Regions from separate parts of the Homo sapiens genome. Here region 2 is linked to region 1. A link is a contact called in ENCODE Hi-C or POLR2A ChIA-PET data. All regions are on one chromosome and are shown on one strand. Each heading gives the region's core, a stretch centred on a gene start or an enhancer-like site at or near the end of the contact. The rest is flanking DNA. Distances are from core to core; before and after follow the strand shown. Region 1 has its middle 64 kb from the start of LINC01267. Region 2 overlaps SLC6A6 (solute carrier family 6 member 6).

The links. Hi-C counts contacts between places; a loop is a spot of excess contacts on that map. ChIA-PET counts read pairs that join two places held with the same protein, here RNA polymerase II (POLR2A). Pooled maps may share reads with other maps.
Region 2: a loop to region 1 is called in a pooled map of gastrocnemius medialis, with 5 times the contacts of the local background. The contact joins two enhancer-like sites. A Hi-C loop is called at or near these places in 3 of 50 pooled maps. POLR2A ChIA-PET finds 5 or more read pairs at or near these places in 4 of 52 experiments (AG04450, B cell, H1 and 1 more).

The regions. Positions count from the first base shown.
Region 1 is chr3:14,285,779-14,290,882 of GRCh38, reverse strand. No RefSeq gene overlaps it. Among named protein-coding and RNA genes, the nearest start is that of LINC01267, 64 kb to the left of the region's middle. Within about 2 kb of position 1,642, at least 2 of the 41 ENCODE cell types and tissues checked have a DNase peak (open chromatin) inside an H3K27ac peak, as active enhancers do.
Region 2 is chr3:14,433,335-14,438,886 of GRCh38, reverse strand. All of the region lies in intron 2 of SLC6A6 (solute carrier family 6 member 6), which reads right to left. Among named protein-coding and RNA genes, the nearest start is that of SLC6A6, 34 kb to the right of the region's middle. RefSeq lists enhancers at 2,465-3,376, 3,377-4,288. Within about 2 kb of position 3,855, at least 14 of the 41 ENCODE cell types and tissues checked have a DNase peak (open chromatin) inside an H3K27ac peak, as active enhancers do.

The DNA.
Region 1 (5,104 bases), core at 393-2,892:
CTCCCAGGGTCAAAGAGAAGAGGATCCAAGCCAACAGACGGATATTCAGAAAGATGAGACAGGGGGAAGGTTAAGTCATCCCAGCCTTGAGAACAGAAAGAACAAGATGTTCAAAGCTCTCTGCAGAGCAAGCAAGGGGATAAGGAAAAGAGTGGGAAGTCATCTAGTGGAATATGAGAGAAATGTGGACAAAAGGAGAGGCAATCCGTGGAGAGAAAAAGCGGGGGAGTGGGGAAGGATGAAGCTGAGAGGGGCTCCTAAGCGTGGAAGGTGCTGACCTCTCCATTCTCACAAAGTGCGGTCATTCATCAACACCCTCTGTCAGACACCCGCCGTTTGGACTACAGTAGTGAGCAAGACAGACAAAAATCTCTGCCCTTGTGGAGCTTAAATTTTGGTGGTGGAGACAGAAAATAAGCAAGCAGAGGATGAAAGTGTATGAAAGCAGTAAGGACAATGCAGAAAGTTGAAGTAGAGTGAGGTGGTTGGAGGCACCAGGGGCTATTTTCCATCTAGGAGGTGACATTCATGCTGAGACATGAATGAGGATAAACAGCCAGTCAAGGAAAGATGAGGGAAGAGTGTTCCAGGAAGAGGAGTGGTGAGTGCAAAGTCCCTGGGGTAGGAATGGGCTTGGTGTGTTCAAGGGAAGGAGTAGAGTGAGCCCAGAGAGTGTGGCAGGGCATGAGTGGGACTGGGGGGCAGGGCGTCAGACACAGGATTTTTAGTCAGGGTAACAAATTGGAATTTTATTGTAAGTACATAGGGTTTCAAAGAAAATATCACATTCCAGTGTCCACACTGCCGGGGTGCTTTAAAAGTAGTGTTGAGAGAGAAATCAATCATTCATAGAGGGTTCGTTGTGAGCCAGGCTCTGGAGCAGGGTCTCTTGCAGCCTTTTTTCCATGTGATTCTTACTGGTAACAGAACTAGAAAGCCGCTGAGTTCAAGTCTGGCATGTGTTCTACTATAACACAACTTCACAGCCTTTCCTCAAATGAATGTGGATTCCTTACAGTTAATAAAGTGCTTTTATATGCACCTTACCTCATGCGCTCTTACAGAGTGCTGTCACCTCTTTGCAATGGCCTTTGCAATGTTTCTGAGACCTTGAATGATGAGTCACAGCTCTGCAGCTGTTCTTTATCCTCAGCTTTCAGCAGCTTCTCTCTAAACAGGATCACTATTGATGTGAACTCGGAGTTGGATACAGTCAGCATCCGTGGAAGTTAGAGGCAGGTCACTGTGAGCCCATGTGGTGTCTTTGCTCAAATCAGAAAATGACTCCCTTTGCTCAAGATACTTCTAGCTTCCAAAAAAGTTGTAATAATTATTTTGTTAGAGTGTCCTTTGCAGCCATCTGCAAATAAATTACCTCTTTATGTATGTGAACCTACACTATTTTTGATATGAGAGAGGCCCACTTAAATGCAGCGACCTTGTGGAAGGCAGAACCTGAATGACTTTCATGATTTTCTACACCCCTGCACAAAATGTTTAGAACAGCAAAGCTATGAGTCCACGCAGAAAGGGAATCCATCTGGAAATGGCCACACTAGGACATATGCATGAACACATGCGATACCCTGGGGGTGACCATGACTGTCCAGGTTTTCCTAGAGCTGCTCCCCTTCACAGGACATTCAGTTCTGGTTCCCTCTCCCACATCAGCATGCTCTCCACCCCTCTGTAACACTGCCCCCATCCTAGTCACATTATGCACCTGCTCCAGGGTATGAAATGGGTTGAGCAATACTGGGTCCTTTTACAGTTCTCCTGGGATTGTGAGATGAAGTCCCTGAACTGTGCCCTGGGAAAAATCCCCCACTGTGACCCTGGGTGGTATTGGTCTCCAACACTCACCACACCCACGTTCCCCTGTGTGGCCAGCACCACTTCTAATGCCAGGGGGCGCACCTTTGAATTCTTCCAGCTCCTAAATTTAGAAACATGGATTAAATCTAAATAAATGGATAGTTATGTAACTTCTTGTCCCTTTTCACTACCCCCTCCCCTTGGAATAATCAGCCTTAATCAGCTAATGATGGGGCCCTGAATACAACCCCAATCCCCTGGGAAGCTATTGGGCTTACATAAGGAGTGACATTGGCTGGTATGCTTTAAAATACATTCTCTCATTCTGTCTTCTCTCTCTTTTTTCTCTTTCTCAATCTCTCCTACTCACCCATACATTCTGACACAGACACACACACACACATGCACACACACACACTCTCACTCCCCCAAACATGTCCATCAAGTGCTGAAGATGCTTAGCTAGCCTGGGATCAACTATATGCAAGCTGAGAGAAAGGGTTTACTCCTCAGGAGGTTCAAACTTATCACCTAAAAATAAATCACCTAAATCTGTAAATGACAGCTCATGCAGGAAGGAAGGGGGCTCTTTGCCATAGAATTATAGACTGTTTGAGGAAAAAGGGAGGGTCATTTGAGAACTTCCTAATCATCAGAACTGTCCAGCAATGGAATGGCTACTCTCAGGAAACAGTGAGCTTCCCGTCACTGGAGGTGAGTAAGCAGAAGTTGGGGATAATGGATAAGGATTCTTGCAATGAGCAGAGGCTGAATGGTAGCTTTTATGCAGGATCTGCTATGTGCCAGAAACTGTGCTCTAAAGGTATCGTAATGAGATGACAAAAAAGATTCATCTCACATGCCAAATCCTACCTATTGGGAGTGGCTGCCTGGAGCTCTGGACATACAGAAGATTCTGAGGGTCAGTGAGAAAGAATATCTTGAATGATTAGCAGTGTCTGTCATGGCTGCAGGATAAGCGAACAGAAGGTATCGATATGCTATTTGCCAATGATTTATTTTACTGTTTATTAATCCCTTTGTTGACGAGGAAACCGAGATTCAGAGGTCTGCGGTTGGTAAGTGGCAGAGCCAAGATTTGGACCCAGTCTAGCCAAAACCAGTCTGTGCTCATGGCCACTATACTATTCTTCCCCTCAATGACGTGAGGAATGGCGCTGGGGCTGCGTCCCTCATTTGCAAATGCTGTTGGCATGTGAGTTTTAGCCTCTGAGCTGTGGGTTCCAGAAGGTCATCTACTGGATCTGAAGGCTGACCCAAGGAGAAGACACACGTGCCACTCTCTGAGCCAGGACAGACTCCCTCCGTCCACCACCCGGCTCTGACTCCCAGCAACACTGGGAAGTGGGCCTGCCATGGATGATCAACACTGGGAAGTGGGCCTGCCATGGATGATCAACACTGGGAAGTGGGCCTGCCATGGATGATCAACACTGGGAAGTGGGCCTGCCATGGATGATCAACACTGGGAAGTGGGCCTGCCATGGATGATCAACACTGGGAAGTGGGCCTGCCATGGATGATCAACCTCACAGCACAGATGAGGAAACCGGGGCAACCAAGTATAGGCCATCTCTCCTCCTTGGATCCTGTGCTTGGTGGCACGTGAAAGCCCAGCGTTCCTGGCCAGAGAGCACATTCGACAGCAAATGCAGTGCAGAGGGACCCAGCAGGCACCTTGAGCCACAGCAGCCACTTCTCAGCCCAGCTGCTTCCTGCCAGCTCCCTGAGGCCATTAGCACCATGCCATGAGTCTTCTGATCGGGTTTCAGGCAGCCCCCAGTTGCAGGTGGAAATTACCCCTCCCCAACCACGTGATACCCCACATAGACACCTGTCCCTCCAGGTCTCAAACTGCTGGTGCCACAGCCAGGTAACATCAGTACCTCCCTCCTCTCCTGCTGGCCTCTTTCCAACAATTTCTTACTTCCCTCTCATCAGTCTCCCATCCTTCCTGTGCCAGAGCCCTCTCAGCCCTATTGTTCAGCTTCTGTCCTTACCACTTCCTCTGGGGGAGATCTTTTACCCCAATCCTTGCTAAGAAACAAAGCAATCAGGAGAACAGAGAAGATTTCAAATGCCAAGAACTTAAGCATGCAAAGTCCTAGAACAAGAAGGGGAACGTAACATGGGGCTGGTCCCTGTCCCAACCTTCCACTCTCTCCTTTGGTTCAACCTTCCACTCTCTCCTTTGGTTAGGATGGGGACATTGGCCGAGCACGGTGGCTCACGCCTGTAATCAACACTTTGGGAGGCCAAGGTGGGTGGATCACCTGTGGCCAGGAGTTTGGACCACTCTGGCCAACATGGAGAAACCCCGTTTCTACTAAAAATACTAAAATTAGCCTGGCGTGGTGGTGGGTGCCTGTAATCCCAGCTACTCAGGAGGCTGAGACAGGAGAATTGCTTGAACCCGGGAGGCGGAGGTTGCAGTGAGCAGAGATTGCACCCCTGCACTCCAGCCTGGGTGACCCAGCAAGACAATGTTTCAAAAAAAAAAAAAAGATGGGGGACACTGAAATCACAAAGGCAAGGCCTACACATTAAGGCCACTCAGGACCATGGCTGGGACCTCAGAGTTAAATAATCCACAGGGAATGGCTGTGACCTCAGAGTTAAATAATCCACAGGGCATGGCTGCTTTTGTATTCTGTCAGATGGTGCCTGAATTGTGCAAGGCAGAAGGTAGGAGCCATGGCCGTGGAGGCGAGGAACAGAGATGGGGTGTCTCCTCCCTGCTGAAATTTAACCTTGGTTCCTCTTCAAAGTGTCAAAGACTTTTACTGATGCTGCAGGAGTGCCTCCACGTTTAAGATAAACCCCAAGGTTCACCCTTCCAAAAAGATAAGTCGAGGGTTGGAAGAGGTTTCTGGTTGCAACAGAGGTACCCTGAACTGCTGCTTCTGGAGTGGATTTGAGCATTTTTTCACAGCTTATTAACTGGAAGCTGCCTGAAAAATCAATGAGACCAGTCATTTCCAAATTCTTGGAATCAGATCACTTTTTGCAAACAAAATCTTTCTGGGAACCTCAGTTCATTTAGACGGAAAAAAACCCCACAAGATGTTGAGGTGAGATGGGTCCCATGACCCCTCCAAAATTACATGCAAAATATGCATATGCATGAGTTTCCCCTGGCTGGGGTCCCTAGTTATCTTGTGTCTCCAAGGGCTACCTGTCCCAGGAAGGGCTAAGAGGGTCTGGAAGTCCTGCTGACAGTCTAGGATGCCAGTGATTGTCATGTCTATTTCTGTTGCCTGCTTGTTTT
Region 2 (5,552 bases), core at 2,606-5,105, 150 kb before region 1:
GCAGACCCTGCACTTCTCAATTTAACAACCAGTGTCCTACATGTCTCTTTCTGGTGGAGAACAATGATTTAAATCTCATATTGTCAATGGCATAACCACTCAGGAGCTTCTGCCATGCTTTTAGGAAGAGGCCAGGTCCTTGTCTGTTTCCTATTTTGCCTGCTTCTCCCATCCCAAACTGCCTAGCACATACCTGGCCTTTAAGAAGGATCTCTGGGCCAGGTTTCTCAGCAAACCTCTTGGTTAAGCAAACTGATCAGCGGGTTGGGCAAGCAGCTCCTAGAGTCCCAGAACAGGGGCAAGAAGAGACCTGGATGACATCCATTCTACAGGTGGGGAAAACTGAGGCCTAAACAACTCCCTGCCCACTAGGCTTGCTGTGGAATCAAGTGCCTGGCTGGACCCCTTGCCCCGCCCTTTCCACAGCAGGCATCTCTCTCCTTTCCTCACTTTTCTGCCCATTCCAGAGCCAGATTCTGGGCTGAGGCCATGACTAAGCTGTGTGACCCAGAGCAAGTAACAACCTCTCTGTGCCTCCGCTTCCTCACTGGTAAAAAATGAGGGTAAAAACAAGACCAGGGACTAAGCAGGATGCTGCCTAATGTTATTCAGCACACAGCCCAGCACATACCAATTGATCAATAAATAGTAGCTTTAAAAAAAAAAAACAGCCACATTGCAATTCTATTATACTTTGTGGCAACCATTCTACCCTGTGTTTGTTTTAAAAAAAGAAAAAGTGGGCCAGGCGTGGTGGCTCACGCCTGTAATTCCAGCACTTTGGGAGGCCGAGGTGGGCAGATCACTTGAGGTCAGGAGTTCAAGACCAGCCTGGCCAACATGGTAAAACCCCATCTCTACTAAAAATACAAAAAAAAAAAAAAAAAAAAAATTAGCCAGATGATGTGATGCACTCCTGTAATCCCAGCTACTCAAGAAGCTACGGCAGAAGAATCGCTGGAATCCGGGAGGCGGACACTGCAGTGAGCCAAGATCGCACCACTGCAGTCTAGCCTGGGCGACAGAGCAAGACTCCATCTCAAAAAAATAAAATAAATAAAATAAAATAAAATAATAAATAAATAAATAAATAAGAAAAAGTGGATGGTTAGAGGTATTGGGGAATTGCTGGTCAAAAACCACAAAATTTCAGTTATGTACGAGGAGTAAGTTTGATAGATCTATTATGTATGTCATGGTGTCATGCTGATTAAAATTAATAACATATTGTATACTTGAAAACTGTTGAGAGTAGATTTTAAGCGTTCTCACTACACACAAAAAATGCTTAGGAAGCGAGGTGATACGTAAGTTAATTGGCTTGATCCAGTCATTCTACAACATACGCAGATGTGAAACATCATGTTATACACCATAAATATATACAATTTTTATTTATCAATTTTAAAACTTCCAGCCTGGGCAATATGGCAAAACCCCATCTTTACAAAAACTACAAAAATTAGCTGGATGTGGTGGCACATGCCTGTAGTCCCAGCTACTCGGGAGGCTGAGGTGGGAGGGTCACTTGAGCCTTGGAGGTCAAGGCTGCAGTGAGCCATGATTGCCCCACTGCACTCCAGCCTGGGTGACAGAGCGAGACCCTGTCTCCAAAAAAAAACAAAAAAAGTTACTTTTAAGAAAAAGATAGCTGTGTTTATTAAGCACTGACCATATACACAAGCAGAATATGCATCTTTTTAAAAAGAGCACTGACTACAAGCACATTTTCATTTTCTTAGCTAATCCCCTCAGTGGGTGCTGCTCCCATCCTTCCTGTGCTGATAAAGCACAGAGATGTGAAGTCACTTGTCCACAGTCACACATGAGGAAAAGGCCACTTAAGCTCCAAATGCCCCCCAGGTCTGTCTTGGCCTCTGAAGTCCATGTTCTCAACTACTGTAGCTGCTATGGATCAAATGAAATGGGGTCTGGTGTCTTTAAGGAGCCAGCTGCAAGCCGGCTGACAAACTGGGGAACTAGGCAAAGGCAAACAGGGAAGTGAAGGGCCACATGATGGAGACGGGGCTCAGGAGGCTGGACAGGGCCTGGGGAGCAGTCAGTGCCAAGGGCCACAGGGCTGGGCCAGGCCAGCTAATGAAACAGCACAGACTCAGGCAGGACAGATGGCGTGCTGGACTGGAGCCCTCCTCTAGCAAACAGGGAACTCTGATGGGGCTCCCTGGACCACTGTCTCCATAGATTCTGGGCTAGGTACAGGCTCAGTGAGCAGGATGGCCAGGATCTATTAGTGATGCCTGCCAAGGGCACTCTCCTTGGCCCTAGTGTTTAACAATTAAGCACCAAAAAAAAAAAAAAAAAAAAAAAAAAAAAAAAAAAAAAAAAAAAAAAAAAGGGAGTTGTTGTTAAGAGTGCTATTCCTGGGTGGGCGTGGTGGCTCACACCTTTAATCCCAACACTCTGGAAGGCTGAAGTGAAAGGGTGGCTTGAGGCCAGGAGTTCCAGATAAGCCTGGGCAACACATTTGGACCCTGTCTGTACAAAAAGTTAAAAAAAAATTAGCCAGGTGTGGTCACGTGCGCCTGCAGTCCCAGCTACTCAGGAGGCTGCGGTAGGAGGATCACTTGCACCCGGGAGTTGGAGGCTGCAGTGAGTTGTGATCATGCCACCTCACTCCAGGCTGGGTGACAGAGCAAGACCCTGTTTCTAAAAAGATGAAAAAATAATAATAATAAAGTAGAAGCTCTTTCCATCACTCTAAGTGGAGTAGCTGTTTTAAGTGGAAATTAATCAAAGCCTTTCTTTTTCTCTTTTATATATATTTTAAAAGTACACCTTTAAGAGATTGAATCATTGAATTGTATCATGAGGTCTGTATCTGTTGGTTATCTGCTCCCAAGGAAAGGCTAACTCAAGCGTGGCGAGCTCCAAAGCCTCCAGAGGCCTGGTGGGCAAAGGACAGGAGTCCACTGGGGTGGGGAGGTCGCAGGGAAGAGTGGGAACCAGGGGACAGGAGGAGTCTGGACTCTCACAGGCAGCTCTCCTTAGCTCCCACTACTGCAGGTGCCTTCGGGACTGGTGCCCACTGGGGCTGGATCCTCCAGCTTCTCAAGAGATGTTGAAATCTGGTTTATATGCACACACACATTTTTCAGTTTCTAAACCACCACCTGGGTCAAACACAAACACAGAGGGGGCCAGACTCAGCCTGTGGCCAGTCTGCTCTCTTTGGTCACACTATTGCCCCCAGGTCACCTAAGGTGGCCGTGGCAAAGGGAAGAATGGGCTCGTGCGGAGATGCTGACCAGGCTGGCCTACAGCCCTGATGGCTTGTCCCGGTGAGGTCATCCAGGAAGCCAGGCATTGTTTTGCCCGGAACAAAGCCGAAACAATGAGCAAAAATATTCTGGTCGTAGTGAAAGTGAATTCTGTTGAGGAAATCGTTTCAGCATGCCGTCTCTGGGACAGGGGCTTGTTATCTACCTGGGGTTCAGCATCCTCGGGTGAGGTCCTCCCCTCTCCTGATTTAACTGCAACCTCCACCCCACCAAAGTACGGGTCTACCCTCAGAGACCCCCGACCTCCGCTAGAAGCCTCCTGCCTGGATCACACTAAGCCCTGCAGAAAAGCCTCTACCTCACCCCCGGCCTCATCAGCCTTGCCTTTCACAGATCAGGAGACTGAGGCTCAGAGAAGGGGGAAGCCTTATCCCAGGTCCCACAGCTACAGGACAGTGGGCCAGGATTTGCACCCACGTCCCAACTCCATGACCTTGGTGCCACCCTGGGGCAAGGTGACCTCTGGATGGGGACCAGCCAGACCACGTAGTTCTTCTTAGTCTGTGGTTTGCTGGGGAAGAGTGGATGACAGTGAGCAGGTTTTGCAAAGAACAAGCCTCTGGAACAACGCCGGGGGTGGCGAGACACGGTATGAGTCTAATAGACAGCCAACTTGTCACCTTCCCCTCATAAAAACATTGGCAGGTGAACATAAGGTCTGGGGACTGGGTCCAAACTGTTTTATCATCTCCTTGGAAGTGGCAGGACCTGGCCCAAAGCCCCAGAGAACCACAGTCTGGCAGCAGAGGAGAGGCAGCAAGGAGAGTGCCACCGTGCCAGTTGCAGGGGGAGGGGTGGAGGCACGGCAGGCTCCCGGTGGCAGGATGGCCTGAGAAGGGCCAGGATGAGGCAGGGTGGCTGGCGCTGCCCCAGATGAAGGTGTTTGAGGCACACACCATACTCCAAACGGAGGTGCCCCACAGCAGAGCCCAAGCAGCTAAGTCGGGGAAAGGGCAGTGGGCGAGGTCAGAAAGCTGGGTCATGCAGGCCAAGTCACTTCCCCTCTGCATCTCAGAGGTCCAGGGTTAGAACAAAGGTTTGAGTGGCTTTGGCAAGCAGTGGCTGTTAACTCACCCTACTATGTGCCAGGCACTGCTCTAGGAACTGGAGACAGTGGGTGAGCCCTACCAAGCTGACCTGCAGAAGGGGAGATAGACACTAAACACATAAATGAGCAATTATTTATGACAGTGCCCAGCACACAGAAAACAACAAAGTAGGCCCCTCTGCGGAGGTGACATTTCATAACAACAGCAGCTCGCTGAGGACTCACTGTGGGCAGGCCCTGTGCCAAGCCCTTTCCAGACACCAACTCACTCACTTACTCCTCACCAGCCCGGATGATGGAAAGAGGCCCAGAGAAGTAAAGCCACTTGCCCAGGGTCATACAGCTGGATTCAAACCCAGAAGCTCGGCTCTAGGGAACAAGCTTTTAGCCACACTGAAGCTGAGGCAAAGAACTGGGGGCAAAGAACTGGGGGAACACTGTTCTAAGAGCAGAGAACAGCAGGTGTAAAGAGGGCCATGGTGCACATAGTGAAGAAACAGAAAGCCAGAGTGTGGCAGAGAGGAAGAGGGGACGGGGCCCCCAAGGCCAGAGTTAGAACCTGGATTTATCCCAAGTTTTGTGCTGCCCCAGTGAGGGCTCAACGCTTTTGGCTAAAAGCCCTGGATTGTCCCTGACCACCAACCCTTCCCTTCTACTCTGAAAGGGAACTTAAGGGCCCATGTTGGGTTTTTCCCTGCAGGTACTTATGACTTTTTTTTTTTTTTTTTTTTTTTTTTGAGACAGAGTCTAGCTCTGTTGCCCAAGCTGGAGTGCAGGGTGCGATCTCAGCTCTCTGCAACCTCCGCCACCTGGGTCCAAGAGATTCTCGTTTCTCAGCCTCCTGAATAGCTGGGATTACAGGTGCCTGCCACCACGCCCAGCTAATTATTTAGTATTTTTAGTAGAGATGGGGTTTCACCATGTTGGCCAGGCTAGTCTCAAACTCCTGACCTCAAGTGATCCACCTGCCTTGGCCTCCCAAAGTGCTGAGATTATAGATGGGAGCTACCGTGCTCAGCTAACACTTTCTGGTGGGGCCTGTAGAGTCGTTAACCCCACACCTCGGCCGCCTGGGTTCCTCACCATGAGCTGAGAACCTGCGGGGTGGGTGGCCAGAATGTCTTCCCCTTGACCAAGGACCTAACACCTAAGACTGGTGGCACAAACACAACATCCTTGTGCAGGAAGCCCAAACCCTGCCGGCT